Regions from separate parts of the Homo sapiens genome. Here region 1 is linked to region 2. The links are chromatin loops, found by intact Hi-C in ENCODE. Cell type or tissue: lower lobe of right lung. All regions are shown on one strand. Links, peaks and the distances in the headings refer to the core of each region. The heading gives the core; the rest is flanking DNA.

Region 1 (16,892 bases), core at 10,483-15,482, 160 kb before region 2:
TAATTTGAAATATCAGAAAGCCAAAAAGTGGAGGAGATATTGTTAAAGTGTAGAGTTTAATTTTGTTTCTTTGCTTTGTTAATAAAGTTAAGTCGTTATCCATTTAAAATAACATGTTATAACTGTAAGAGTGTTTTATAAGCTTCATGGTAACCACAAAGCAAAAATTTATAATAGATACATTTATAATAGAAAAATAAATAGCATGCAATCAAAACATCTCTACTAGGGAAAACCACGTAACTACAAAGGAAGACAGAAAAAAGGAAGAAAGAGTCTACAAAACAAACCAGAAAACAAGTGACAAAATGGTAGTAGTAAGTCCTTACCTATCAATAATAATCTTGAATGTAAATGAATTTAATTATCCAATTAAAAGACACAGAGTGGCTGAATGGATTAAAGAAAAAATAAGACCTAACTATACGTTGCCTACAAGAAACTCACTTCACCTATAAATACACACAAGACTGAAAGTGAAAAAATGGAAAAAGATACACACAAGACTGAAAGTGAAAAAATGGAAAAAGATATTTCGATGAAAAATGGAATAGCTATACTTATATTAGATAAAAACCAGGTCTGGGCATGGTGGCTCAAGCCTGTAATCCCAGCACTTTGGGAGGGCAAGGTGGGTGGATCACCTGAGGTCAGGAGTCTGGCCAACATGGTGAAATCCCGTCTCTACTGAAAATATAAGAAAATTAGCTGGGCATGGTGGCACGCACCTGTAATCCCAGCTACTTGGGAGGCTGAGGCAGGAGAATCACTTGAACCCAGGAGGCAGAGGCTGCAGTGAGCCAAGATGGTGCCACTGCGCTCCAGCCTGGGTGACAGAGCAAGACTCCATCTCAAAAAAAAAAAAAAAAAAAAAAAGGAATAGCTGTACTTATATTAGACAAGAAACCAAAAATGAGCAGGATATCTATACTAAAATAGACTTTAAGTAAGAATGGCAAAAAAAAAAAAAAAGGCAAAGAAGGCCATTATGTATTTATAAATGAGTCAATAGAGCAAGAGGGTATAAAAATGATAAATACATATATGCCCAACACTGGACATCTAAATATAGAAAGCAAATATATTAATAGACCTAAAGGGAGAGATTGACTGCGATGCCATAATAGTAGGATATTTCAATGGCTCACTTTCAGCAATGGAAAGGTCATCCAGACAGAAAATCAACAAGGAAACATTAGAGTTAAACTACACTATAGACCAAATGGACCCAATGGACATTTACAGAACATTTTATCCAATAGATGCAGAATACACATTCTTATTAGCATATGGAACATTCTCCAGGATAGACCATATGTTAAGCCACAAGACAAGCCACAAAATATTTTTTAAAATCAAGATCATATCAAGTATCTTTTCTGACCACAATGGAATAAAATTAGATATCAATAAGAGAGGAACTTTGGAAACTGTACAAATGCACGTACATTTTACAACATGCTGCTCAATGACCAAAGGGTCAGTGAAGAAATTGAGAAGAAAGTTTAAATATTTATTAAAACAAATGAAAATGAAACACACCATACCAAAACATATGGGACACAACAAAAGTAGTACCGATAGGGAAGTTTATAGCCATAAACACCTACATCAAGAAAGTCAAAAAATGTCAAATAAACAAACTAATGATATACCTCAAGGAACTAGAAAAGCAAGAACAAAACAAATCCAAAATTAGTACGATGAAAGAAATAATAAAGATTAGAGCAGAAATAAATGAAATTGAGACTAAAATAATATAAAAGATTAACATAACAAAAGTTAGTTTTAAAAAAAGGTAAACAAAATTGACAAGCCTTTAGCTAGATTAAGAAATAGAATCTGAGATTTAGAAAATATGTTACATGTGATACCACAGAATACAAGGAATTATTAGAGACTAGTATGAAAAACTATGTGCCAATAAATTGAAAAACCTAGAGGAAATGAGTAAACTCTTAGACACATACAACCTGCTAAGATTGAACCATGAAAAAATAGAAAACATAAACAGGCCAATAATACATAATGAGATTGAATCAGTAATAAAAAGTCTCCCAATAAGACAAGTCAATGACTGGATGGTTTGACTGTTGAATTCTACCAAACTTGCAAAGAAGAATTAATACCAATTCTTCTCAAACTTTTCCAAAAAACTCCAGAGGAGGGAATTCTTTCTAACTCACTCTACAAGGCCAGCATTACCCTGATACCAAAACCAGAGAAGGACACACACACAAAAGAAAACTACAGACTAATATCCCTGATGACCATAGATGCAAAAATCCTCAACAAAATACTAGCAAACTGAATGCAACAGCACATCAAAAAAATAAAACACCATGGTCAAGTAGGACTTATCTAGGGATGCAAAGATGATTCAACATACACAAATCAACAACTGTGATACGTTGCTTGAACAGAATGAAGGACAGAAACCATATGATTATCTCAATAGATGCAGAAAAAGCATTTGATACAATTCAACATTTCTTATGATAAGAACTCTCAACAAATCAGGTATCAAAGAAATGTACTTCAAAACAATAAAGGCCATATATGACAAACTCACACCTAATGTTATACTGAACAGGGAAAATTTGAAAGCCTTTCCACTAAGATCTGGAACAAGACAAGGATGCCTACTTTAACTACTTTTATTCAACATAGCACTGGAAGTCTAAGGTCAGAGCAATTAGGCAAAAAAAAAAAAGAGAGAAAGAAAGAAAGAGAGAGAAAGAAAGAGAGAAAGAAAAGGAAAGGAAAAGAAAAGGAAAGGAAAGGAAAGCAAAGGAAAGGAAAGAAAAGAAAAGAAAAGAAAAGAAAAGAAATGGGACGCCAAGGTGAGCGGATCACGAGGTCAGGAGATTGAAACCATCTTGGCTAACATGGTGAAACTCTGTCTCTACTAAAAATACAAAAATTAGCCGGGCATGGTGGCAGGCACCTGTAGTCCCAGCTACTCAGGAGGCTGAGGCAGGAGAATGGCGTGAACCTGGGAGGCGGAGGTTGCAGTGAGCCGAGATCGTCCACTGCACTCCAGCCTGGGCGGCAGAGCGAGACTCCGTCTCAAAAAAAAAAAAAAGAAAAGAAAAGGGCATCTAAATTGGAAAAGAGAAAATCAAAATCTTCCTGTTTGCAAACAACTTGATCTCATATTTTAAAAATCCTAAAGACTCCACTAAAAAACTGTTAGAACTGATCGATGAATTCAGTAAAGTTGGATAATACAAAAATCAATGTACAAAAATTAGTAACGGCTGGGAGCAGTGGCTCATGCCTGTAATCCCAGCACTTTGGGAGGCCGAGGCAGGAGATCACCTGAGGTCAGGAGTTGGGGAGCAGCCTGACCAACATAGTGAAACCCTGTCTCTCCTAAAAATACAAAAAATTAACTGGGCATGGTGGTGTGGGCCTGTAGTCCCAGCTACTCGGGAGGCTGAGGCAGTAGAATTGCTTGAACCCAGGAGGTGGAGGTTGCAGTGAGCTGAGATCACACCACTGCACTCCAGCCTGTGCGACACAGTGAGACTTTGTCTTAAAAAAAAAAAAGTAGCATTTCTGTACACTAATAGCAAACAATCTAAAAAAATTAAGAAAGCAATTTTATTTATAATAGCTATAAAAATGCCTAGAAGTAAATTTAACCAAGAAAGTGAAAGATATTTCCAATGAAAACTATAAAACACTGATGAAATAAAGAGGACATAAAAAATGGAAAGACATACTATGTTCAGAGGTTGTAAGAAATAATATTATTAAAATGTCCACACTACCCAAAGTGATCTACAGATTCAATGCAATTCTTATTAAAATACCAGTGACATTCTTCACAGAAATAGAAAAAACAATCCAAAAATGTGTATGGAACCACAAGGAGCCTGAATAGCCAAAGACATCATGAGCAAAAAGAACAAAGCTGGAGGCATCACTCTACCTGACTTCAGAATATTCTACAAGGCTACTAGCATAAAAACAGGCACATAGACCAATGAAACAGAATAGAGAACCCAGAAATAAATTCACCGATTTGCTACCTGATTTTCAACAAAAGTGCCAAGAACATATATTAGGGAAAGGACAGTCTTTTCAATAAATGGTGCTGGGACAATTGAAGAATACTTGGAAGAATAAAACTAGACCACTATCTCTCACCATATACAAAAACCAATTCAAGATAGAGTAAAGAGTTAAATTAAAGACGAGAAACAATGAAACTACTAGAAGAAAACAGGAGAAATGTGTTAGGATGTTAGTCTGGGCAAAGATTTTTATGGATAAGACCTCGAAAGCACAGGCAACAAAAACAAAAACAGACAAATGGGATTATATAAAATTTTTAAAACTTCTGCGCAGCAAAGGAGCCAATCAACAGAGTGAAGAGACAACATACAAAGTAGGAGAAAATATTTGCAAATTATCTATCCAACAAAGGATTAATATCCTGGATATAGAGGGAACTCAAACAACTCAACAGCAAAAATAATAGAGATAGGCTGGGCGCTCTGGCTCACACCTATAATCCCAACACTTTGGGAGGCCAAGGTGGGCGGATCACGTGAGGTGAGGAGTTTGAGTGAGACCAGCCTGGCCAACATGGTGAAACCCCATCTCTACTAAAATTACAAAAATTACCCTGGCATGGTGGTACACACCTGTAATCCCAGCTACTCAGGAGGCTGAGGCAGGAGAATCGCTTGAACCCAGGAGGCAGAGTTTGCCGTGAGCTAAGATGGCGCCACTGTACTCCAGCCTGGGCAACAGAGTGAGACTCCATCTCAAAAAAATAAATAAATAAAATTAAAATAATAATAATAGTAATAATTTGGTTTAAAAATGGGCAAATGATCTGAAAAGACATTTCTCAAAAGAAGACATACAAATGGCTGACAGGTATGTGAAAAAAATGCTCAACACCACTAATTGTCAGGGAAATACTAATAAAAACCACAATTAAATATTATCTCACCCCACTTAAAGTAGCTGTTATCAAACAGACAAAAAATAACAAATGCTGGTAAGGATGTGGAGAAAGGTGAACTTTTATACACTGCTGGTGGGGATGTAAATTAGGACAGTCATTATGGAAAACAGTATGGAGTTTCCTTTAAAAACTAAAACTAGAAATACCATATGATCCAGCCATACCACCACTGGGTATGCAGCAAACAAAATAAAATTCAGTATGTGTATTAGTCCGATTTCATACTGCTATAAAGAACTGCCTGAGACTGGGTAATTTATAAAGGAAAGAGGTTTAATTGACTCACAGCCCAACATGGCTCGGTAGGCTTAGGAATCTTACAATCATGGCAGAAGGTGAAGGGGAAGCAAGGCACCTTCTTCACAAGGTGGCAGGAAGGAGAAATGCTGAGTGAAGAGGAGAAGAGCCCATTATAAAACCATCAGATCTCATGAGAACCCAGTCACTATCATGAGAACAGCATGGTAAGGGGGACTGCCCCCATAATTCAATTACCTCCACTCAGTCTCTCCCTTGACACATGGGGATTACGGGGATTACAATTCAAGATGAAATTTGGGTGAGGACACAAAGCCTAATCATATCAGTATGTCAAAGAGATATCTACACTCCCATATTTATTGCATCACTATTCACAGTAGCAAAGATACAGAATCAACTATGTGTCCATTAACAGATGAATGAATAAAGATAACATGGTATATATACATAATGGAATATTATTCAGCCATAAAAATTAATGAAATTCTGATGGCTGACTGTGGTGGCTCACACCTGTGCTCCCAGCCCTTGGGAGGTTTGAGGTGGGAGGATCACTTGAGCCCAGGAGTTTGAGACCTGCCTGGGCAAAAAAGTGAGACCCCATCTCTACAAAAAATAAAAATAAAAAATTAGCGAGGTATGGTGGCACACACCTGTGGTCTCAACTACATGGGAGGCTGAGGCAGGATCTCTTGACCCCGGGGGGTCAAGGCTGCAGTGTGTCATGTTCGCACTGTTACACTCCGCACTGCTACACCGCAGCCTGGGCAACAGAGCAAGACCCTGGAGAAAGAGAGAGAGAGAGAAAGAGAGAGAGAGAGAGAGAGAGAGAGAGAGAGAGAGAGAAATGAAATCCTGTCATTTGAGGCAAAGTGGATGAGCCTGGTGCTGGGGGACATCATGTTAAATGAAATAAGCCAGACACAGAACGACAAACATTGCATGTTCTCATTCATATGTGGGAGCTGAAAAAGTTGATCTCATAGAAGTATAGAGTGAAACACTAGATGTTACTAGAGGCTGGGAAGGATAAAGGGAGGGGGAGATAAGGAGAGAATGATTGATGGTGCAAATTACAGTCACACAGGAGGAATTTGTTCCAGTGTTCTATAGCACAGTAGGGTACCTATGGGTAACAATAATTTATTGTATATTTCAAAATAGCTAGAAATGATTTCAGATGTTCTTAACACAAAGAAATGATAAATGTTTGAGTGATGGATATGCCAATTACCCTGATTTGATCATTATACATTGTATGCATGTATTGAAATATCACATGTATCCCATAAATATGTACAATTTTTGTGTCAATTAAAAGTAAAAAAATTAAAAGACAGTTTAAAAACTTTCTGTGAGTCTATAATTATTCCAAAAAGAAAAGTTTAAAACACACATACAGAGTTTTGTTTTTTAACAAATTAAGTTTTATCATACAGATAGAGCTTTTTAAAAACCCAACAGGGAACAATTCCTATATTCTGCTTGGCAACCTTCTTTTTCCAGGTGAATATCTATAGAATTACCTCATTCTTTACCTCATTCTTTTAACATCAAAATAGTACTATTTTGTACTTATGGATATATCATAATTTATTTAACTATCATCTACTGATGAGCATCGAGATTGTTTTTACATTTTCACTGTTTCAAAAAAATGCTGTAATAAACACTGCTTCTCAATATGCCTTTCTGCACTTTTGGTATTATTTCCAAAGTTTCCTAAGTGTGTTATTGCTGGCTATAAGTGTATGTATAATTTCTATTTTAACACACACAGGCAAATTATGCTCTTTCACTCTTGCACTGGTTTACATACCATTCAACATTACAAAGGAGTTCCAATTCCCCCACTCTCACTGTGGATGGATGCTCTAGGTCTACTTAATCTTTGACACTCCATGGGTTAAAATCATGTCTTCCTGTTTCACTTTGTATATATTTGTTTTTGAGGTCGAGAATTTTTTATTTCTTTATAACCATTAGAATTTCTGTTCCTGTCAATTGCCTGTAGATGTGCTCTTCTTCCGTGCACACCCCACCATTACTGAATGTTAGCCTCTGGATTGCAGAGTCTTTGTTTGTTTACTTCAGCACCCTATCCTCAGCATGTAGAATAGTGCTGGGCACGTGCTTGGGATTCATCAAAACCATTCGAAAAAGATGGATTGATGAATAGCTTTTTTCCTGTTTCGCTGTTCATCTTCTTCTTATTGACTTGTAGAAAATATTTGTATATTGGGAATATTAATGTCGATTTTCCCAGTCTATTGCTACCTTTTTTAAAAGATATATTTATTTATTGGTATTGTTTCCAAAGAAATAATACAATTACTTGATACCAAAATAGAATTATTTGGATAGGGTGGTGAAGTAAACAACATGCAAAAAAGAAAATACTTCAAAAGGTAATTTTCCTCCTCACTCTGTATTACAGCTGCCTACATCTGGTCCCAGCACATCCATTACCAGTTTCTTGGGTAACATTCCTGAGCTGCTGTATGCGTAGACACACTTATGTCATCTAACCTGGCTTATAGTGTCTTCCATCTTTCAAGATATTTTTACATAATCAAACAACATTGTTTATCCTGTAGGATTTCTGCCAGCCTGGATTTTTCTGATTGTTTCCCCTTGGTGTCTTTTAACATGTTTCTCTTCTCCCTATATTCCCTGTAAATTAGTGAGGTTAAATCACTTCTGTACTCAAAATCCTCCACTGGCTTCTCAAAATGCAAGCCAGAGACCCTGCAATGTCCTCCAAGGAGCTGTGTTAGTGCTGATCAGAACAATGTTACCTGTCCAGCACACTCTGGGGCTCTTGTCCCATGCATATGCTCAGCCACCAGGTCTAGGGTTCTCATTGCCAGCTAGCCAGCAAATGACCCATTTCCAAAATCCCTTTTTGCAGTTGGCTTCCTAGGACCACTCCCGGCACCAACTATATTACAATGAATTCACATTCTGAGATGGAAAAAGGCTTACAGAGGGGTTATTGGAAAGTGTTGGCAGTTATGCGTCTTGCAGATGGGAATAAGGGAACAAGGAAGGCAGGAATGGGGAGAGATAGAAACCGTCCTGTAATGTGGTGACAGATCCTAGATCCCAGGGGGAGCTCTTGAGCTGGAACAATGCCTTATGATTGCTCCAAATTGAAGCAGGACAGGCTGGCTTTTGTATCCCTACCTCAGCCAGTCACTGACTATGTGTGGACTGCTCCCACCCGGGGGCCAATTCCCCACAGCCAGGGCAATTCCCAGTGGATACTGGTCAGCAACCAGTATTCTCAGCAGCTGAGAGATGAGTGCATCTGCCCTGGAGAAGGGATATGGGAGGAGTGCCCCAGAACCCATGATAGCCAGGCCTCCAGTCTTGGTCTGGTCTCATATGATAGCAGTCATAGAGTTCACACCACTTTCTACCCAGTATTCCCTCAAGGCAAAGGGATCCTGGAGATTAGCATTTCTCTCCTTTTTTAAAATCTAACTACTGTATCTTTCTTGGGGAAGGGAGGCTCAGAAAAATGTGACAGCTCCCTCATGCCACTTAAGAGCCGTGGGAATACAGGTAAGACTGTCCCAGAACCCCTGTGTCCCTGGCATCCCATTCAGTCATTGTCACGCTACAGTTTCCACTGCAAAAGGGCATGAGACACTCCTATGAGGTACCAGAGTTCTGGAGAGAAAGAGCGAACAGAGCTCCTCTGCTCTCAGCTCTCCAAACTTACTCTGCCTCTGTTTATGCTGTCCAAACAGGAGCCGTAGCCTCGTGTGGGTATTGAAATTTCAATTAATTTGAGGTCTTGCTTCCTCTCCAGCTGTCTTCTGCCCCCACAGGCCAGAGAGGAGTTTCATGTCCTTTCTAGTGTGCATGTGTGTGTGACCATGTGTGTGTGTGAGTATAGGGGGGCCATATTGGTTGATAGTTTAAACAACCCTCCCGGTAGCTATCCCATTCATCTTATTCTTTCATGTTTCCTTAGTGATATCTGTTATTAAATTGCTGGACTTCCATCAGACTCTTGAAAAGAGGAAGGAGTTGGTCACACTGTGACTTATTAAAAGTGTCCTATGAAAATTCAATGCTTTTTTATTGTATAAGAAGCTATTAAAATAATATAGATTAATATATTTTATTTTTTGACTTGAAAGTTAGATTATTTTATCATTATGCAGCATGCATATCTTTACCATAACTGAGTTCTTTTAAAAAAGAAAAACAAAACCAGAATTCTGGAATGCTGTTCTGGCAAGCGAAAACCTCAGAAAAAGAGAATCTCATCTTATCCCAGTGATTGTTTCAGAAGGAACATCGGATACAAATGAATTGGTAAATATCTAGCAGAGGAGGAGGGAGGGTTGAGCAGGAGGGAGGGAAGTTCTGCAGTCAGTAAATACACAGTGGCTGCTGTCAGGAGCAGAGTTTTATGAAGGCCATGTTATCACACTGCTGTATATTTTTGTTCTCTCTCTTCTTCTGCACAAAGGAAGGAAAGATTCAAGAGATATAGGAAGAGGAAATGATATGGGCAGAAAGAGCTCTGTCTCCACCCACACCCCAGTGGAGCTGTAAACAGGCCGTTAAAAGTCTGTACTCCTGAAGAAAAATCAGATCTTAAACGTAAGCTTCCAGAAGGAATCGTGAAGCCAGGCTTCTCTCCTGCTACTGAATGCTGGAGATGTACATATTCCTTAAAACATGCTCACATTTTTTAAATTATAAAGGTAACACATGCTCAGTCTAGGAAATATGAAAAATATAGAGAAGCATGGAGAAGAAAAATAAAAATCACCATCCAGAGATAAACACCATTATCATGCCTTCTGTTTTATTAAACATACACACACACTCTTTTACATTTTAACATAATTGGGAATGTACCACAGATACTATTCATGTCCTTTTTTTCCTTTTTACATTATATCATGAGTATATTCTCATTCCATTAAAAATTATTTTAAAATATCATTTTAATGACCTATATTTCACCTTGTAAACACATCAGAACTTATTGAACCATTCCCCAGATATCAGACTTCTAAGCACGTTTTCTGTCTTTCTAATAAATATCACAGCAATGAACCACTGTTTACCTCTGCTTGTCCTTAGAAATGGAAGTCCTAGATGAAAAGGCATCAATTTTTATAAAGTTTTTGATGCACACATGGCCAGGTACCCATCAGGCAAGCCTCTACCTGCTTAAAGTCCAAACTTAGACAAGATTAAACTGTTTTCTACGGTAATATGGAATCAAACGATACCCTTTTTGAGTGTCCTGAACCTTCTAAGATAGTTATGGGGTGTCCCAGTTACCAATTCATTGCTTTTCAACTCCAAATTCACCCTTTTTGCTTGCTCTGTGAAAATTAAGCTGGGACCTATAAATATTTTTCTTTTTCCAAGGAAAGTTTTGTGAGTAGAGGGCGCTGGAGAGACATTGCAGGAGGAAAGAGTTTTGCTTCCTGCTTCCAGTGTACTGCCTAGTTCAATAGGTTCCTGTGGCAAGCACAGCTTCTCCAGTCCCAGGCTCCTGCAACATCTGGAGGCCAGCAGCTTCCCCTGGCACTCCACCTGTGGTAGTTTTATAGTGGAGTGCCTCCACTGACACCTCCCTAGGAGCAGCTTTCCCTAGCACCCTAGAAGACTGACTTCCAGCAAGTTGTGCTGGCAAGCACCTAAGCAACTCTGCTATCATATGGGCCTAAGTAGCCCCCAGCATAGCAGCTGCTTCTTATGTCTGCCATTCCTCTATTCTTTAGAGTTCTCTTTTTGTTCTTTTAGCCAATCCCCTGTTATCCAATTCACTTTTATGATTTATTCTTTATATTGAACTTTTCCTGTTCAAATTATTGTGTGGTGTCTCTCTTCTGCTTAGGCCCTGACTGATCCAGGGGCTAGCTTGTCCTGAGCTCAGAGAAGATCTGTCTAATGAGTGATGTGGTTTGACTCCTCAGAACAGTCTGGATCCCAGCTCCAAGTGTACTGTGTTGCAGTTTTAAATAATTGAAACTCTGGCTTAAATTTCCTCTTATGCTTTCAGGCTGCAAAGCCTTATTTACATTTAATTTAGGAGGCCAAATACAGGTACTACTGAACGATTGATTCTTCTTCTTTCCTGAAAGCCTCCACCAAGTTCAGTCAAATCCTCCTTCATTTCTTCTCTCCTCCTCTCTGCTGATGTCTCTTCCATCTCCCGCTCCCCATTTTGGACGCCTGGCCCTCCACACACAGCAACACATCCTTGCTGTCACCAGGTAGTTCTCCTCTCTGCATATTGCTCCTCTACTCAAAACCAGTGGCGTCTGGGTTCACAGTCTCCAGTCCTGACCTTGGGTGATTAGCAACCTTATGAACTGATGAAGATCATTTATTTTTGCTTTCCCATTACCATGAGAACCACCAGCAGATGATGCTGCCTGACTTGCCCCACAAATAAAGATATCAAGGAAAACAACTATTCTGCTCTGTTTGGTCTAAAAGCAAACCCTTGGTTTAAGGACGGTTGAACTATTATTAAGTAATAATCAATTTCTCTTTCTCTGCTTGCTGAACATGATACATGTCCTTCAAAATCCAAATCACGAATCATTGTTTCAGTGATTCTTTCTGCCAGCTTATCAGTAGAAATGAATCCCTTCTTCCTCTGCACCCTTAGTGTGTTCATCCCTTGGCTGGGGTGCGCATGACAGTTGTCTGGGTTAAAATTGAGTTTCTCATCATTTTGTGAGCTCCTACTAAGAAGGTACTACGTCTTTTTCATTTTTGTGTTGGTTCATAATAAATGCCGAATTGATGGATGCTCTATTGTTATATTAACAGTAGTAAATATCAGTACTGTGTGATGAAAATACAGAGGAAAATAACCACCAGATTAAGATGAACTCTAGAGAGTGATTCTGAAACTTTAGCTTGCATCAGAGTCCCTGGGAGGGCTTATTAAAACAGATTCCTGGGCCCTACTTGTACAGTTTCTAACTCGGTAGGCCTGGGGTTGGAACCTCAAGTTTGTGTTTTTACCAAGTCCCAAGTGACACTGAAGCCGCTCTTCAGGGGCCACACGCAGACCCACTAGGCTAGCCCACTCCGTCTGCTTCAATATTCCCTCCAAATGCACTTCTGTAATCCTTAGATTAACCCCAGGTGTGAGCAGGACCCCCACAGTGCATTTTTTCCTAGAGCAGCACCTGTAATAGAATCACAGATTCTTGACAGATATTTCAATCATAGAATCTCCAGAGTTGTTTTTTTTTTAATTCCAATTTTGCACCCGAAGCAGAAATCCCTTTGACCACCAGTGCTCCCAGTTGTCCTATTCCTCTTGCATCTGACACTCTCTGAGTTGGACATGAACAGTTTCCACCTCGCCTGGCTGCCTCTGATGAGCCCAGGACTGAACAATGATGCCTAGATGTCAGCTCACCAGCACTAGGGACTGTCCCCCATGCTGGCTCCTGTGGGCACCTCTCTGGTTTTGAAATTCTCATCCATCTGTTACCAATTCATTCCAGACCCTCACAGGAGATAAGTGTTCAATCAGTCTGGATGGTACTTGGGTTTAACTTAGGGATTTCACTGAGCTGCGGTACCTCGCGATTGGCCAAGTACCTGTTGAAAGCAATTTGGTTTTTCAAGCCCCGCCTCCTTCCCACCCACCGCGTTTTTTTTTTTTTTTTTTTTTTTTTTTTCCCAGGCGTTCTCTGCTGGCTCCCCCAGAGGGCGCACCCGCCCCAGGCCAAATCCCCAAGGAGTCCCCTTCTCTGGGTTGCAGAACAGGGTCCTTCTCTGGGACAGGGGGCTCTCTGGGGAGAGAAACTGGGTGGCCCGGACTGGCTTCTCACAGGAACAGACGGCAGGGTGCAGGCACTGGACAGGAGCCGTCTGCTTGGGTTTGGTGGGTGGATCCAAATCCTGCTCTGACACTAAATCCCTGTGTGACCTTGGGCAAGTTACTCACTGAGGTCTCTGAAACCACAGGAAATTGCACGATTCATTTGAAGATTTAAGGAGAAAATGCATTTAAAGCACTTTCCTCCAGCCTGGTGCATAGCACTGTTATATTAGTTACTATTAAGTTTGGATCGATTGACTTCTGTTTGAGTTGAGTATTTTGTCATCTGATGGAGGGATGTTTGCAGAAAAGAGCCACGATTGCGATTCCACAATTAGAGGAAAGTGGGGATAGATAAGGAGGGAGCAGAGTAGACTGGGGGTGGGGAGGAACCAACGTGAATTTAGTAATACTATGTGCCATTTGTTTTGCAGACACTGTCTGATATCATCCTTGGAATAAAGCAAAGCAAATATAAGAAAACCATCCCTGTTTTACAGGTGAGGAATGAGGTGTAAGGAGGATAAATAAAAAACTCATCCAAGGACAGCAGGTAGCAGAGCTGGGCTTTGAACCTGGGAGTTGAAAGACTGTGCAGCTTATCAGAGTAGGTTGTTTGGAAGCCAGGGCACTGCAGAAGCTCAAGGCAAAGGGCACCTGGACAAGGGCAAAGGGGACTCAGCAAGGAGACAGGATTGACCAGCAGGCTGGGTCTTGGAGGACATTGTCCCCAGAGCTCCCCTAAGAGCTAGTTACAAAGGCCAAGGACCCAGGCCTGCCTGCCCCACACACAGCCCAGCAAACCTCCCTCTGCTCCTGAAATTATATCCCAGACCTCTTGACTTTTGTCCCTTACCGACTCTCTCTTGAGATTGGACCACAAATGGATATATCACCTGAGTGAGGCAAAGTTTAATAGTCTGGTGCCAGGCTGCCTGGGTTTGCATCCCAGCTCTGTCACTAACCAGCTCTGAGCCCTTGTGCAAATTATCTAACTGTTCTGGCTCTCAGTTTTCTTATCTGTAAAGTGAGAAAATAATAATATTCACCTCTCAGGATTGTCATGAGTTTAAAAGAATGATATTTGTGAGGCCCTTAGCAGTGCCTGGCATAGAAGAAGCATAGGTCAGGATTATGGGAGTGTTATCTGACAGGTCAAAGATTGGTTTGGCTTGGCTTTGTTACTAGCCAGCCTGGCCACCTGCAGAAGTTGTTTCCTGTCTCTTGTCAGCAGTTTCCTCTCTATAAGTGATAGCAGAATCTTTTGGCTAGTACTAGGTGTCCACACTGTTCTATGCTCTTGACATGCATTGAATAATAGAATGCTACTGGCCACCCTCAGAGACAGGTGCTATATTATCCCATTTCACAATGGGGACACCGATGTTCAGACAGGTGAAGAGGTGAAGAGATGTGTCCAACATCACAAGGCTACAGGGAGCAAAATTAAGCATTCCATAGACATAATCCCATAATGAAATACTGTGGGTAAACAGCTCAGTGTTGGCCAGGTGCAGTGGTTCACACCTGTAATCCCAGCACTTTGGGCAGGCCAACGCAGGTGGATCACATGAGGCCAGGAGTTTGAGACCAGCCTGGCCAACATGGTGAAACCCTGTCTGTACTAAAATTACTAAAAATTACCTGGGTGTCATGGCGCGCGCCTTGATCCCAGCTACTCAGGAGGCTGAGGCACAATAATCGCTTGGGCTGGGGTGGCGGAGGTTGTAGTGAGCTGAGATTGTGCCACTGCACTCCAGCCTGGGTGACAGAGTGAGACAAAAAAAAAAAAAAAACCCCAGCTCAGTGCAGTTTGGCTCAGGGTGGAGGAGGTAGGAAAGGGCCTGGAGCCCTGTGTCACCTAATTCCTACCTATCCCTCCCCCAGCAAGTCTCAGGACCCTCCAGCTCCAGAGACCACAGAGTACTTTCCCAATGCCTTTAGTGTTATTTAGCCACCCATAACTGTTTTCTTCATCTTCATGCTCAGGGTCTACACCTGACTTTAGGATAAAATATACCCTTCTGAATCTCTACTTTTTCTCTAGACAGTCTTTCCATCTGGAAGGCTCTGGATGTCTGCCCCATGCATTTTAATAATAATTAGCACAGCTCATGTTTGTTGAGACCTTACTATATGCTAGACACCTGAGGAAAAATCCTTTGAAACATTAGCTCATTTAGACTTCAGAACAACCCCATGAATTTGGAATTATTTTGTCTCCATTTTACAGATTTTTCTACCACTGCATGTTGCTTCTTCTGCGAAATTGTGTCCTACGCACATGCTATCTTCAGCTCTGTTGTTCCTTCCTTTCTTTTAAAGAGCACATGTCTTATCTGCCCTCTTCTGTTACTTACTAGCTTCTTGACCTTGGGCACGTTATTTACATCATAAGTCCTGATGGGAGGCTAAAATGACACAATGCTTATAAAGTGCTCTGTGCCCATGCTAAGTGCTCAATAAATGGCAGTTTTGTCATTACATTATTAATAAGAACTAGATTATAGCCTTTAAATGCTTGTGGCCTCCTAGTTGTCTCCTGTGCACTCAGCCTTGCATAGTTTTAACAAAATTCTGCTGATTCACTAATATTACCTGCACACTTAGGGTATATCATCATCTCTATTGTAGTGGGGGTGGGGAACTGAGATGCGCAGTGCATCCTGGCTCTCAGCCAATCCCTGGACTTTGCAAAGGGCTATTTTCGAAGGACCACCCTGTGGCTGGCTGTGACAAAGCCACAGTCCTGTATGCTGTGCTCATACAACTGAGAGTCCCACCCTGGGCCCTGTGGGTGATGCAGGAAGAGCCCTGACCACAGAGGACATGGAGAAGCAAAGGCAGCTCCAAGGGGGACTCTGAAGGGAACCTCCCTGTATGATCCCCTAGGGCTGCCATAGCAAACTACCATAATCTGGGGAGCTTAACACAACAGAAATTTATTTTCTCACAGTTCCAGAGGCCAGAAGTACAAAATCAAGGTGTTGGCAGGGTTGGCGGCTTCTGGAGGCTCTGAGGGAGAATCTCTTGTGTGCCCCTCTCCTGGCTTCTGGCAATTGCCAGCAATCCTTGGCATTCCCTGGCCTGCAGCTGCATTACTCGCATCTCTGTCTCCATCATCACATGGTCTTCTTCCTTGGATGTGTCTCTGTGTGTCTTTTCCTGCTCTTATAAGGACCCTAGATACTGGATTCAGGACCCAGCTTAACCCAGTATGACCTCATCTTAACTAATTACATCCGCAAAGACACTATTTCCAAATAAGGTCACATTCTCAGATTCTGAGTAGCTATGTGATGTAGTTTAGATATTTGTCCCCACCCAAATTTCATGTTGAATTGTAATCCCCAGTGCTGGAGGTGGGGCCTGGTGGGAGGTGTTTGGGTCATGAGGGCAGATCCCTCATGGCTTGGTGCTGTCTTATTGATAGTGAGTGAGTTTTCATGAGATCTGGTTGTTTAAAAGTGTGTGGCACCGGGCTGGGTGCAGTGGCTCACACCTGTAATCCCAGCACTTTGGGATGCCAAGGTGGTCAGGAGTTCGAGACCAGCCTGGCCAACATAGTGAACCCCTATCCATACAAAAAAAAAAAAATAGCTGGGCATGATGGCCGGTGCCTGTAATCCCAGCTACTTAGGAGGCTGAAACGGGAGAATTGCTTGAACTTGAGAGGCGGAGGTTGCAGTGAGCCAAGATCACGCCATTGCACTCCAGCCTGGGTGACTGAGCGAGACACCGTTCCCCGACACAGCCCCCCCAAAAAAGTGTGTCGCACCCACCTCCCACCCCCTTGCTCCTGCTCTGGCCATGTAATAT
Region 2 (12,946 bases), core at 222-5,221:
TCATCCTCTAACAGTGTACACTCCCAGAGCTGATATTCTGGATTTTGACTGTGCACATTTCCTCTAGTTCATGTCTGTAGTCCCTATAGAATGATCTGTAATAAAATAGTATACTGGACTGTGCATCAAAGGGATGTAAAATTACAGTATTCCAAAGGTTGAAGTTCTGCTGTTTTGTTATAATGCCTGATACACATCTTGAATAAAGTCTTAACATTTTTCTTTTAAAAAACATCTTTGTAATGTTGGGCTTAAAAGGAAACAGGAAATACTTTTTTTCAAATATGGGAGGTAGCAAGGATTAGAAGCTGAGTGTTCAGCCACCGACTGGCCTGGTGACTTGGCCCCGTGCCTGTTGCATAGGATGTTGAGAGGGAAAGAAAACCAGATGATATAAATGTTTTGAAAACCAGTTCATCACACAACTACAAACCTGAAAGTATCACTGTTTATTTCACATTTAAAAAAATCATCGGCAGAAACTAGGTAGCTGTGAAAATAGAATAGTCCACTGGTAGAGTTTCAATTGTGCAAACAGACGTTTGGTCCATCATTTTTCTTCTCTGAACATTTCTTCATCTGCAAATGGGGGAGTGCCTGTGCAGGTGACAACAGGGTGGTGAAGGGCCACCCTTAAACCTGCTGCAGCCCTTACCTTTCACATCTGAACAGGCAGACTCAAACTTCATTGGGTGGCCACAAAGACTTGGAAGCTCAAAATTTGAAACATCAAAATTAAACACAGACCCAATTTCTTTGCATTTTTAGTCCTGTATTCTATGTTTGACAAAATCACTGTAAAATAAAGCAGCAGTAAGAAAAGAAGCAGATTCAGAGGACTAAAAGCAGGAACAGATGGGAAAAAAAGGCTGGAAATCCATTCGTTTATTTACTGAGCCTGGTCCAATGTCAACAGAACTAGGATTAACTAGGTTAAGAGTTGGCAAAGGACAGGAAAGCAAAGTAATAAAATTTAAAAGCTGAATTGGTACAGTGTTATGAAGAAGTGTTTATTTAGTATTTATAGTACCAGATTACAGTCACTTGTTGATTTAGATATGAATTTTCATATGTTAGAAGACTCAGGGAAATACACAGGATCCCAAGGAGTGAGACTGAGATTCTGGGTCTTATTAGCTGTACTTTGGGTAATTTACTTAACCCTCTCTCAGCTTCAGTTTCCTCAAATCTAAATTAGGGCTTAACTAATCATTATGTCCTTTGTAAGACTGGAAATGTGGATTAGCAGTTAGACAGTATGTATGTACCCAGTTTTGTAGATATGCTGGGACATAGTAGGTGTTCAATAAATTATACATATACCTGAATAAACAAACTATACATAAATATTTTATAAATTATACATATAATCGAACATCATTTAGGTAAACTCTTTAATGAAAGACATTTATTGTCAGATTATAAAATCAGTGTTGATGATAAGCCCTCCTACCCACAAAACAAAAATCGTATGTATGAAATTCCCTTTCCCGTAAGTTATGTGCCTGTCAGCCATCCCACTTCAGTCCATCTTTGGATGCTGAGGCTCTGGTTGCCAGTCCTTATCTCTACACCTGTCCCTGGTCTAGAGGAGAAACGAAGGTGCTCTGAGGCCCCTGTAACAGAGACCCTTGTCATCCATATTTGCAATAAAGACATCATGGAGGCTGTGCAAAAGTATCCTTCTCCCCAACTTCTGCAGGCACCATTTCCATCTCACTACCCAGAGGTACATCAGAGAGCAGGAGCCAGGCAGGTGACAAAGATGTGGAAGGCTTCTAAGTGGTTGGCTTTGCCGTCTCAGAAGTGCGAAGAAATGAAAATCCATCAAAACAGAATGCCATTCCATGTTTCAGGCTTTTACCTCACCTCAAATCAAATGTCTGTTCTTTATTTATTGGTCCCATAAGTAGACACGCACTTGGACTTCTGGTTTTAGAACATTCTATTGTTATCCTTTCTCCTTTTAATAAACACACACTAGTTTCGAGGAATCTCCCTAATAATCCTGGCCTGACATGCTGCAGAACTTCAATTTCATAATTTTACTAACAACAGAGGAATTTCATCTTATTATTACCAACTACCACATTAAAGGATCTGAAACAGTAATTCATGCATAATTCTATTTAATAATGGTTTTCAAAGTACTTTGCTGTTTGAAAATGCTTCCCAGATGATTCTGATCGGAGAGTTGGGAACCACTGCCCTAGACTGTAACCACTCAATTGAACTTTACTCAGTGCTGCTTCCCTGCCCACTTCAAGTAAACAATGCTTAACTTTTTCGTTTCTAAAACAACTGAGATTACTTTCTCCCCCTTAGTTTCTACAATGATTGTTGAAAATTTGTGGGAAAAGTTTATCCTTACAAATGAAAACATGAAATCTGAAGTGGATAAACTAACTTTTAAGAAATACATATCCTTACTCAGTAAGCTGAGGCAGGAGGACCACTTGAGCCCAGGAGTGCGAGGCTTCAATGAGCTATGATTGCACCACTGCACTCCAGCCTGGGCAACAGAGCAAAACTCCTGTCTCTAGAAAAAATAAATACCTATCTTTCAAAACTTGCATAAAAAGCCCTTGTCTTCACTTGTACAGCCTCTTCTGTTTCATGAATGAGCATGCTGAAGGGCTATTTACTCTCCTATGAAAAAATGTTGTTACAGTAAATGACAAGTGTTATGAACACAATGAACCTGGTGTGTTAGATGTTAAGTGTGCTGCCACCCCATGTGAACCTCCAAGTGAAACTGCTCACATAACTGTTTTTTTGCTGCATGCAAACCTGCTAATACAAAGCGGGCTCCTGACTTAAGGACAGCCAATCCCTACTCTAGACAATGACCCAACCAGACCTAGTATAAAAAGGTAGTCTGGCCCAGTTAAATTCCCTTGGCAATTGGAGACTAGCAGCAGGAGCTGAAGGTCATCATGTAGAAAAGAACCTCAAAGGTGCAAGTTAAAGTTATTACAAAGGAACAGAAACTGTAAGTATGCAAAAGCTGTGTAGAGAAGTTGGTGAATAGAGAGAATGGAGTTAACAATGCAAAAAGAAGCAAGTCACATGCATGCAGAGCCCAAGCCTAAACATCCACCTTCCCCTGCTGAGGAGCACCACCCAATTTCTACTCTTCCTGAGGCTGGGAGGTGATTTCTGAGTGGGAGATGGGGTTGGTGAGGTGGTTCCTGAATTCCCTGGCACATATCCTTGAAATAATGTCACATTGCTTGAGCTAACTTGTAGCTTTTGAGTCTTTTTATGTTTGTCCCACTTGAGATTCCTTGCAACTAAAAGAGCATAACTGAAACAACTAGTTAAGCCAATACCATTTGTTAAAAATAATGCACCATTCTAAATTTCTGTTTCCCTAACCAAATCTGGCAAAGTCTGATCCATTAAGTTTTAAAACTTTTCTAAGTTTAATGTTGTCACTGTATGTTTACGTATTCATTGGTACAATTTACATCAAGTTTTGTACTTATCCATTTTTGCAAAGATATGTACACAAAGATACATATCCAATAACTGAGAAACAAGTGAAACTTCTGATCTATACTTTCAGGTTTGTTCGATCATGATACTTCTGATAAGGATCATCAACGTACCAGTTTCGCCTCTTCCAGAAGGACGTCGTCATTTTATCTAAGAGTTTACTCTGGGTTTTATTGCAGAATACAAATTCCCTCAATCGCTTCTTCCTTGCAGGTGTCTTTTTCCATAATTTTTTCTTATAGCCAGCCTGTCAGATATTACAAAGAAATGTAAAACATCATACTATGTATGAAACAACAGGTATCTTCACAACTCAAGGTTTATAGACCCAATAAGAACAAAAACCAGACTTCCATAGGGGCTGGACTATTTCTTGGAAAGATGTGATTCTCAATGGCCGGGGGAAGGGAGGGTGGCGGGGAGGGGGATGGAGAAAGCATGTGTAGTTTAAAAAAGAATTAGTAATAAATCATATTTTAGAAAAAAATTATTTAAATTAAACTCACAGAAAATAAAACTAAATGTGTGTGGCTGGGAAAGTACAAGATAATGACAGAATTATAATCACTAACTTAACAGGTATGATCTTACTATCTCTTCAGCAATCTTTAACAACATACTATTATTCTATTTTACATCTTTAAAAAAAGAAACCATTGATTAGAGAAGTAGCAGACAGAGGTCTGAGGGCTAATAAGAGTTCTTTTTTTGTTTCATTTTGAGACAGGGTCTCACTCTGTCACCCAGGCTGGAGTGCAGTGGCATGATCACGGTCACTGCAGCCTCTACCTCCTGGGCTCAAGTGATCCTCCTGCCTCAGCCTCTCGTATAGCTGGGACCACAAGTGTGCACCACCATACCCAGCTACTTTTTAAATTTTTGTAGAGATAAGGTCTCACCATCTTGCCCAGGCTAATAAGAGTTCTTAACCACTGTCTTTCCTAATGTAGAGGAGGATGGAGTGCAGGCGAGGTAACAACATTAATATTTATTAAGGAGGCTGAGTATTACAAGAGCTGAGAAGCACAGTTCTCAAATATATTGCTTCATTTATTATTTTCACACACAAGGGACCAATTTTTATAGGAAGTACTTTTCTAAGGAATTATGAATATGGTAAGACTATTATTAGGAGTGGTGAAGGAATGGTTAACCCACATATTTAACCCAGAACTTTCATATACACCCATACAGGTATTATTCATTTTGAAGAATTTATTTTTAAAGACAGGAAAGGAAAATTTGATTGATTATAAAAACTATAATCATAGCCTGTTTAAACTAGAAGGGATCTTAGGTGCCATCCAGCTTAATTAACATCTGGCTAAAACCACACGGTGAGCCCTTGGGTCCTTTCAAGCCAAGGGCTCTTTATGGCACAATACCAACTGAACAAAACCATGGCTCTTTGCCGAGAATGTGCCTTGCATTTCTGACATGTCTTAGTATCATCACTGTGACCATCAACTTCTATAAGGACAGTGATGAAATAAGGAAAGGTTATTTAAGAGTTCTGGTTTTAGAATGCTAGAGGTTAGATTTTTGCTACTCACTGCTTACAATTTTAAATGCAAACATTTAAAGCCAAATCTCCACATTTGTGTAATAATTTCATAGTTTGCAGGCCAAACTGGGTTACTATGGATCTCTGACGTACAAACACCTAATTTATTGCCCTGCTCATTACCACCAGTATCCTTTAAAGATTATTCACAGAATGGAACCACTATGAAAATGCTTGAAATTTTTTAGACAATCTCTAGATTCAAAAATGGAAGGAGGGAATGAACAATAAATACCAAGGACTGCTGGATGAAACCGTGTCATGGAAAATACTTTGTTTTACACATTAGTTTGAATTCATCTACCCAGATTTTTTTTTTCTCTGAAAATTAGATTTTGAAGAGGCAGGGCATTCTATACAGGGTATACTTTCGGGAGCCCTGAACTGAAGCTAGGTATTATGACTGGAGAGTATGATCGGGTCCTTTACAGTAACATGAGGGCCCCAGAGCCCAGTAAGAGGGACATGGAAAGGAAGGCAAGGAAACCCACCCATTTCATTTTACCTAGGGCTAGAAGAGGACCTGGAAATAACTGGTATAAAAACCAAAGGGTGGGGCTAGGCGTCACGGCCCATGCCTGTAATCCCAGCACTTTGGGAGGCCGAGACAGGTGGATCACTTAAGGTCAGGAGTTCAAGACCAGCCTGGCCAACATGGTGAAAACCCGTCTCTACTAAAAATACAAAAATTAGCCTGGCATGGTGGTGCATGCCTGTAATCCCAGCTACTCGGAAGGCTGAGGCAGGAGAATGGCCTGAACCCGTGAGGCAGAGGTCACAGTGAGCCAAGATTGTGCCACTGCACTCTAGCCTGGGCGATAGAGTGACACTTTGTCTCAAAAAAAGAAAAAAAAAAAAACACATACACACAAAAGGGAAGAAATGTTTCCAGTGGTCTCAAATTCACAAAACTCAGAACATTAGACCTTTAGTTTAGCTGCTTTATGGATTATATGAGCTTCTGCTGACTGGTGTAGGAAACTACCCACCACAGTGTTTCAATAGAGAAATGAGCTGAGAGTTCCAACCAACCCATTTATCTACTAATTTAGTACTGTTTATAAAACGGGAGAATCCTTTCAACCTTTCAAACATCAAGAAAGTTCTACCAACTATTTTATTTTTACAGGGAACCAAATTTTGATTTTTAAAGATTTAATTTCCAAGTAATGAAAGGGAATTAGGATTTGGGCAGTTACTAAATCTCAAAAATGGTTTTGCAAAACTGGTCTTAAGCTGCTTTCTTTTCATTTTTTGAGATGAAGTCTTGCTGTGTCACCTAGGCTGGAGTGCAGTGGCGTGATCTTGGCTCACTGCAGCCTCTGCCTTCCAGGTTCAAGCGACTCTCCTGCCTCAGCTTCCCAAGCAGCTGGGATTATAGGCACCTGCCACAACGCCTGACCTCAAGTGTTCTGCCCGCCTTGGCCTCCCAAAGTGCTGGGATTACAGGCATGAGCTACAGTGCCTGGCTGAATTCTGAATTCTGTTTGATTTTAATCTGCTCACACTCCTTTTTTCTTTTCTTTTTTGAGACGGAGTCTCGCTCTGTCGCCCAGGCTGGAGTGCAGTGGTTCGATCTTGGCTCACTACAACCTCCACCTCCCGGGTTCAAGCAATTATGTGCCTCAGCCTCCCGAGTAGCTGGAATTACAGGTGCCTGCCACCACGCCTAATTTTTGTATTTTTAGTAGAGATGGAGTTTCACCATGTTGGCCAAGCTGGTCTTGAACTCCTGACCTTATGATCCACCCGCCAAAGTGCTGGGATTATAGGCGTGAGCCACCACGCCCGGCCTCACATTCCTTTTTCAATTTAGTAACAGTGTGAAGACTCACCTTTCTCCTCACCCAAAGGCCACAATGAAGTCGAAGAAACCTATCGATGACAGCTTTCACGGTCTTTCTCTTGCCTTTTCTTGCACTGAAGTATGTTAGAGATCTGACTGGCAGCTTCAGGACACTTGGAAGCACGGGGGCCATTCTAAAAATATATTTTAAAATTTTTAGCTTGTAATCAGACTGATTAAAGGATTAAAATTCATTATCTATACTGAGAAATGAGTAAAGCTGCTCCAATGGACTGGAACTAACTTTTCATATACAATATTACTTCCAATGACCCATGACATTAAGCATAAATTAGAATAGCAACCATCACCAACTCGCAATCTTCTAAAACCTACCCCCTCAATCCCTGTAAAATAATTCATTCTATTATCATCGCTTTATTTCTTATCCATCTTCCCACCAGATTGCAAACTCCTTGAGGACTTCAATTTGTTTACCCTTATGTCCTTTTTGCCAAGTACAGTGCTAGGCACCCAGGGGTATTTAACTGAGTATTTGCTGACTGAATGACCAACACATGCAGCCCATCCTTATAAGCTGAGCGTCTTGTGCACCCTCCACTTTGGATGACAGCCTCCATGCAGGAAAGCACACATACAACATCAGAAGCATGCTGTGTTTGGCATTTTCCTGCTGCAGGCGCCTAGATACATGGATGTCAGTCACAGTCTCCCACTCAATCAAGCAGATGTCTACATAATTAACTGCAGGTAGGCAAAGAATACCACCTACTTCTAGGATACCCCTGCAGGCATGAATATCTTGGAAAGTTTGTCTAAGCATCATGTTTATTGAAATAGACTCTACCAGCCAGGCACAGTGGCTCACGCCTGTAATCCCAGAACTTTCCAGCTACTTAGGAGGCTGAGGCAGGAGAATTGCTTGAACCCCGGAGGTGGAGGTTGCAGTGAGCTGAGAATGCACCACTGCACTCTGGCCTGGGCAACAGAGTGAGACTCCGTCTCAAAAAAAAACAAAAAACAAAAAACAAAAAAAACCCCACAAAGAAATATACTCTACCTATTAAGGATCACTGAGGTATGCCCACATGTCAGGTTTCTCTCAGATGTGGTAAGTCTGGGAGTGGAGGAAACAACTGGTGTCTGAATATGACTAAAACGTCCAGTGGACAATGCAGAAATAAGAGAGGCATTCTTGACACAGTTGCGGTAGGTTGAAGATGCCAAAATATTCAGGGGCCGTAGGATTCCTGTAAAGATAGGAGCATATATATTTAATACTCCAAAATATGCATCCAGATATTAAAAATTAAGAGATGTATCACTGCCACCAAGTATTAAACATAATTAACGTGCCCTGAGCATCAGACTCATCTGTGAAGCTTTTACCACCTTACTAAGGTATAACCATAAATTAATTACTGATTTTATGTATATAATTCAACAATTTTTGGAAAATTTAGAGAGCTGTGCAACCATCATCACAACCAAGTCGGATGTCTGCTAGCTCTATGTCCAGTACTAAGAAAAGAGATGTGTGTAACATTTATTCCCACCTCCCAGATCTTATACTCTGGTGAGACAGAATTCCCACACACAGTACAATGGCAGGTCAGGGATGCAAGAGCATGGACCCTTCCTGGAGAGACAAGAGTGGCGACAGAAAGATTCTCGAAGAAAAGAGAAGAGGCACTTGAGTTCTCTAGAAAGTGAGCAGGCCCTTAGAAGAGGAGGAGCACATTTCAGGTAGGACGAACAACATAAGCAAAGGCATGGGGACTGAAACAAATACAGGTGACCCTTGAACAACATGGGTTTGAACTGCACAGTGCCACTTACACACAGATTTTTTTCAAAAAAAGTTACACCGAGTATGCCTGCCTTTCCAGCCTCCCCTTCTAACTCCTCCACCTCTTCTTTCTCTGCAATCGCAGAGAGAGCAAAACCAACTCCTCCTCAGCCTACTCAATGTAAAGATGATGAAGACCTTTATGATGATCCACTTCCACTTAATGAACAGTAACCTATTTCTTTTCTTATGACTTTCTTTTCTCTAGCTTGTTTTATTGTTAAGAATACAGTATATAATACATATAACATGCAGGATATATGTTTTTAAAATTCTTTTTTTGAGGCAGGGTCTTACTCTGTGGCCCAGGCTGGAATGCAGTGGCACAATCATAGCTCACTGCAGCCTTGACCTCCTGGGCTCAATCTATCTTCCCACCTCAGCCTCCTAAGTAGCTGGGACTACAGCATGTGCCACCATGCCTAATTTTTGTAGAGACAGAATTTTGCCATGTTGCCCAGCCCAATCTTGAACTCCTGGGCTCAAGTGATCCACCTGCCTCAGCCTCCCAAAGTGTTAGGATTACAGGTGTGAGCCACCGTGCCCGGCCTCAGAATATATGTTAATCAATGGTTTATGTTATTGGTAAGGCTTCTGGCCAACAGTAGGCTATTAGTAATTAAGTTTTGGAGGAGCCAAAAGTTATACTTTTTTTCAACTTGATTTTCAACTGCTTGGGGTTGACACCCCACCTGCTGTATTGTTCCAGGGTCAACTGTACATGTATGGGTTGAGGACCAGACCTGCCTCAGAGGCTGAGACTGTTCGCCTGACTATCAGAGACGCCTGGGGAGAAGTAGTGGGCAGTGGGGTGGAACAGGTCAGAAGGCAGATTTCAGAGAGCCTAGATGTGTGGTCCGGATGCAGTCCTCTTATCAGTCCTTCCCACTATGGCCAGACTAATAGTTCATGGCTGCAAATCGGAATCACTCGTGGAGCTCCGACTCCACCCATAAATTCTGACTGAAGTCCAGTTTGGGACTCAAAATTGTGTGTTAAAAAAGTTCCGCAGGATGATGAAAATGTCCTCAGAACTTAAAGTATAAAAAAAAAAATGCACTAATACAAGACTAAAAAAAAAAAAAAAAGTCCTAAAGCTGGAATGTGGTAATGGTTGTACAGCTTGCTAAATTAATAAAAAAACATAAAGCTGTACACATAAAATGGGTAATTTTATGGCATGTAAATTCTACCTCAATAAAGTTGGTTAAGAAAAATACTCCAGCCAGGCATGGTGGCTCATGCCTGTAATCCTAGCACTTTGGGAGGCCGAGGCAGGCGGATCACCTGAGATCAGGAGTTCGAGACCAGCCTGACCAACATGGAGAAACCCCGTCTCTACTGAAAATACAAAATTAGCCGGGTGTGGTGGTGTGCGCCTATAATCCCAGCTACTCAGGAGGCTGAGGCAGGAAGATCACTTGAACCTGGGAGGAAGAGGGTGCAGTGAGCCGAGACTGCAACATTGCACTCCAGCCTCGGCAACAAAAGTGAAACTCCATCTCAAAAAAAAAAAGCGAAAAATACTCCACCTGAGTCTGATGCTTGGCTGGGACTTAGAACTACTCTCCTATTTTCTACTGCACTGATTTCAGATAACAAATGAGGGGCCATGTTGATATAGAAGTGCTAGGATTTGAATGAGATGATTTGGGCTCATATTCTAGCTCTATGACTTCCTTGCTGTGTAACCAGGGGCAAGTTACTTAACCTCTCTGTGCCCCAGTTTCCTCAAATTTAAATGAAGTTAATTATGGAGAGGTAATGAGACTTGAATGAGATGAAGCATGTATAGTGCTTGGAAGGGTAGCACAGAGAAAACATTTAATGAATGCTAATGGCAGATAATAAAGAAGAGGGATACTTAGCAAAGATGATACAGGTTGAGTATTATCTGAAATGCTTGTGACCAGAAGTATTTTAGATTTTTTAAAATTTTGCATAAAGGAGATATCTTGGAGATGGGACTCAAGTCCAAACATGAAATTCATTTGTTTCATATAAATCTTACACATATAGCTTAAAGTTAATTTTATACAATATTTTAAATAATTTTGTACATGAAACAAAGTTTTGACTGCCACCGATCACGTGAGATCGGGTAAAGAATTTTCCATTTGTGGGCCGGGTGCGGTGGCTCACGCCTGTAATCCCAGCACTTTGGGAGGCCGAGGCAGGCAGATCACGAGGAGATCAGGAGGTCAAGACCATCTTGGCTAACACAGTGAAACCCCGTCTCTACTAAAAATACAAAAAAAAATTAGCTGGGCATGGTGGCAGGTGCCTGTAGTCCCAGCTACTTGGGAGGCTGAAGCAGGAGAATGGCGTGAACCTGGGAGGCAGAGCTTGCAGTGAGCTGAGATTGTGCCACTGCACTCCACCTTGAGCGACAGAGCGGGACTCCGTCTCAAAAAAAAAAAAAAAAAGAATTTCCCACTTGTGGTGTCATGTTGGTACTCAAAAAGTTTCAGATTAAAGATACCTAACCTGTATATTAATATGTGGCCATCAGTGATAACAGGGCCAGGTGTGGTAGCTCACCCCTGTAACCCCAACACTTTGGGAGGCCCCGGCGGATCACCTGAGGTCAGGAGTTTGCGACCAGCTTGGCCAACATGTGAAACCCCGTCTCTACTAAAAATAGAAATATTAGCTGGGCAGAGTGACGCGCGCCTGTAGTCCCAGCTACTCGGAGGCTGAGGTAGGAGAACTGCTTGAACTCAGGAGGCAGAGGTTGCAGTGAGCCGAGATCTTGCCACTGCACTCCAGGAGACAGAAGGAGACTCTGTCTCCACAAAAGAAAAAGAGATAACAATTTGCAACTGAAAAGGGTAGCATAAACATTGGTGCAGAAAACTGATGAGAGAGCCCTTACATAGGGCCTTGGAAATCAAATAAGTTAAATCGCAAAGAACTGAAAAGATGTGCAGATGTAATAAGGCAGGAGGTAATCTTTGGAAGATTAAGTGCATTGGAGGACTGTAGACAAGAAAATGTTCCAATTTTCACACGTCATCAGATTTTGGTATCTCTTGGTTAAAAAATTAAAACCTATGAAATTCTTTTGTTCTCAATTTTTATGAAGATCCTGAGGCTGCATAAGACATATTTATCAATTTTCCCAAAAAGCAAGCTGGGAACAATGGCTTGTTAATGTATTTGTGAAGACACAGAGTATCAGAACTCCAAGTGATCTTAGTAAGAGAGAAAAACAGATCAAAACCAACAAGATGAAATCAGGAATAAATACACTGAAGTTAGAAAAAATGGTTACGGGAACAACAGGAACTGGGATCTTGGTTGAGAGCAGTTCATGGGAAAATATGTGGGGAGGCTCTATCTACTGCGCCTTCTGGTGGATCAATCATGTGATTAAGCCTGTGAGGGAAACCTAACAGTCTAGCTTTGTTAACAAAAGTGCAGTACATCAAGGAAAGTAACTAATTTCCTTCAGTCCTCTGCCCCGTCTGGGCATTTTCATACAGACTAGTCTACTCTAAACACACTGTTGTATAGAGAATACAGATGTTTTCACAAAAGAGGTAACGCAAAACCAGAGTTTTGACAGAGTACGAAGAGACAGAGGGAATAGGACGTACAAAGGTGACGATGTACATTTGGGGAATTACAATGGCCCTATGTGGCATGAATCAAAGGAATGAATGGGGGACATGAACTGCACTGGATGGGAGTGGAGGAGACTGTGACAGTATCGAAACCAGGAGTCTTCAAGATTTCTGATCCTATGTTTCCTAAAAGAATTTTGAAAAACTACCCTTTCACAAATTCTTAATATCTAAAATATCAAATAGTTTAAATTGTTAAAAAGGCTATAATTTCCAGCATATTTAAAATACTGACATTTTAAAATAAGCTGTCACATCACTCTTTAAATTGTTTTCAGTAGAATCTAAATTAATAGTAAGTTGATAACTACCTACATCATCTATTTAAAAATTACAAGAACTATAAATTCAAGTAGATGAAAAACAACTTTTCGTCAAAGGGCACTCCAAAATAATGTAAAAAAGACAAGCCTGAGTGGGAGAAGCTAAAGGACACACACAAATGAAAAACAAAAACAAAACAAAAAATACTCTAAATAAATAAGACAAACAATCCAATAGGAAAATGGGCAAAATATTTAAGTGGATATTTCATAAAGGAAATTCAAAAGGCCAATAAAAATGTGAAACACACTATAGCTTGTTATTAATCAGAGAAATGC

The links. A loop is a pair of places that touch in the nucleus more often than their neighbours do. Peaks named below come from ENCODE experiments on the same cell type or tissue, not always from the same donor. Only the 100,000 strongest peaks of a DNase experiment are listed, where the experiment ranks them.
Region 1: it touches region 2 in a loop (4-fold over the local background); 103 of 110 quality-filtered maps call a loop at or near these places.

The regions. Positions count from the first base shown.
Region 1 is chr2:86,364,537-86,381,428 of GRCh38, reverse strand. No RefSeq gene overlaps it. Among named protein-coding and RNA genes, the nearest start is that of REEP1, 35 kb to the right of the region's middle. In lower lobe of right lung, for the core only: a CTCF peak has its summit at 12,978 (motif pointing right); a DNase peak (open chromatin) is centred at 12,978.
Region 2 is chr2:86,201,279-86,214,224 of GRCh38, reverse strand. It overlaps MRPL35 (mitochondrial ribosomal protein L35), which reads right to left. Exons shown (of 4, transcript NM_016622.4): 2 at 7,930-8,119; 3 at 6,898-7,042; 4 at 435-3,745. The coding sequence ends at 3,557. REEP1 (receptor accessory protein 1) reads left to right here. Exons shown (of 9, transcript NM_001371279.1): 9 at 1-232. Among named protein-coding and RNA genes, the nearest start is that of MRPL35, 8.3 kb to the right of the region's middle. In lower lobe of right lung, for the core only: no CTCF peak of the experiment used is centred there; a DNase peak (open chromatin) is centred at 2,484.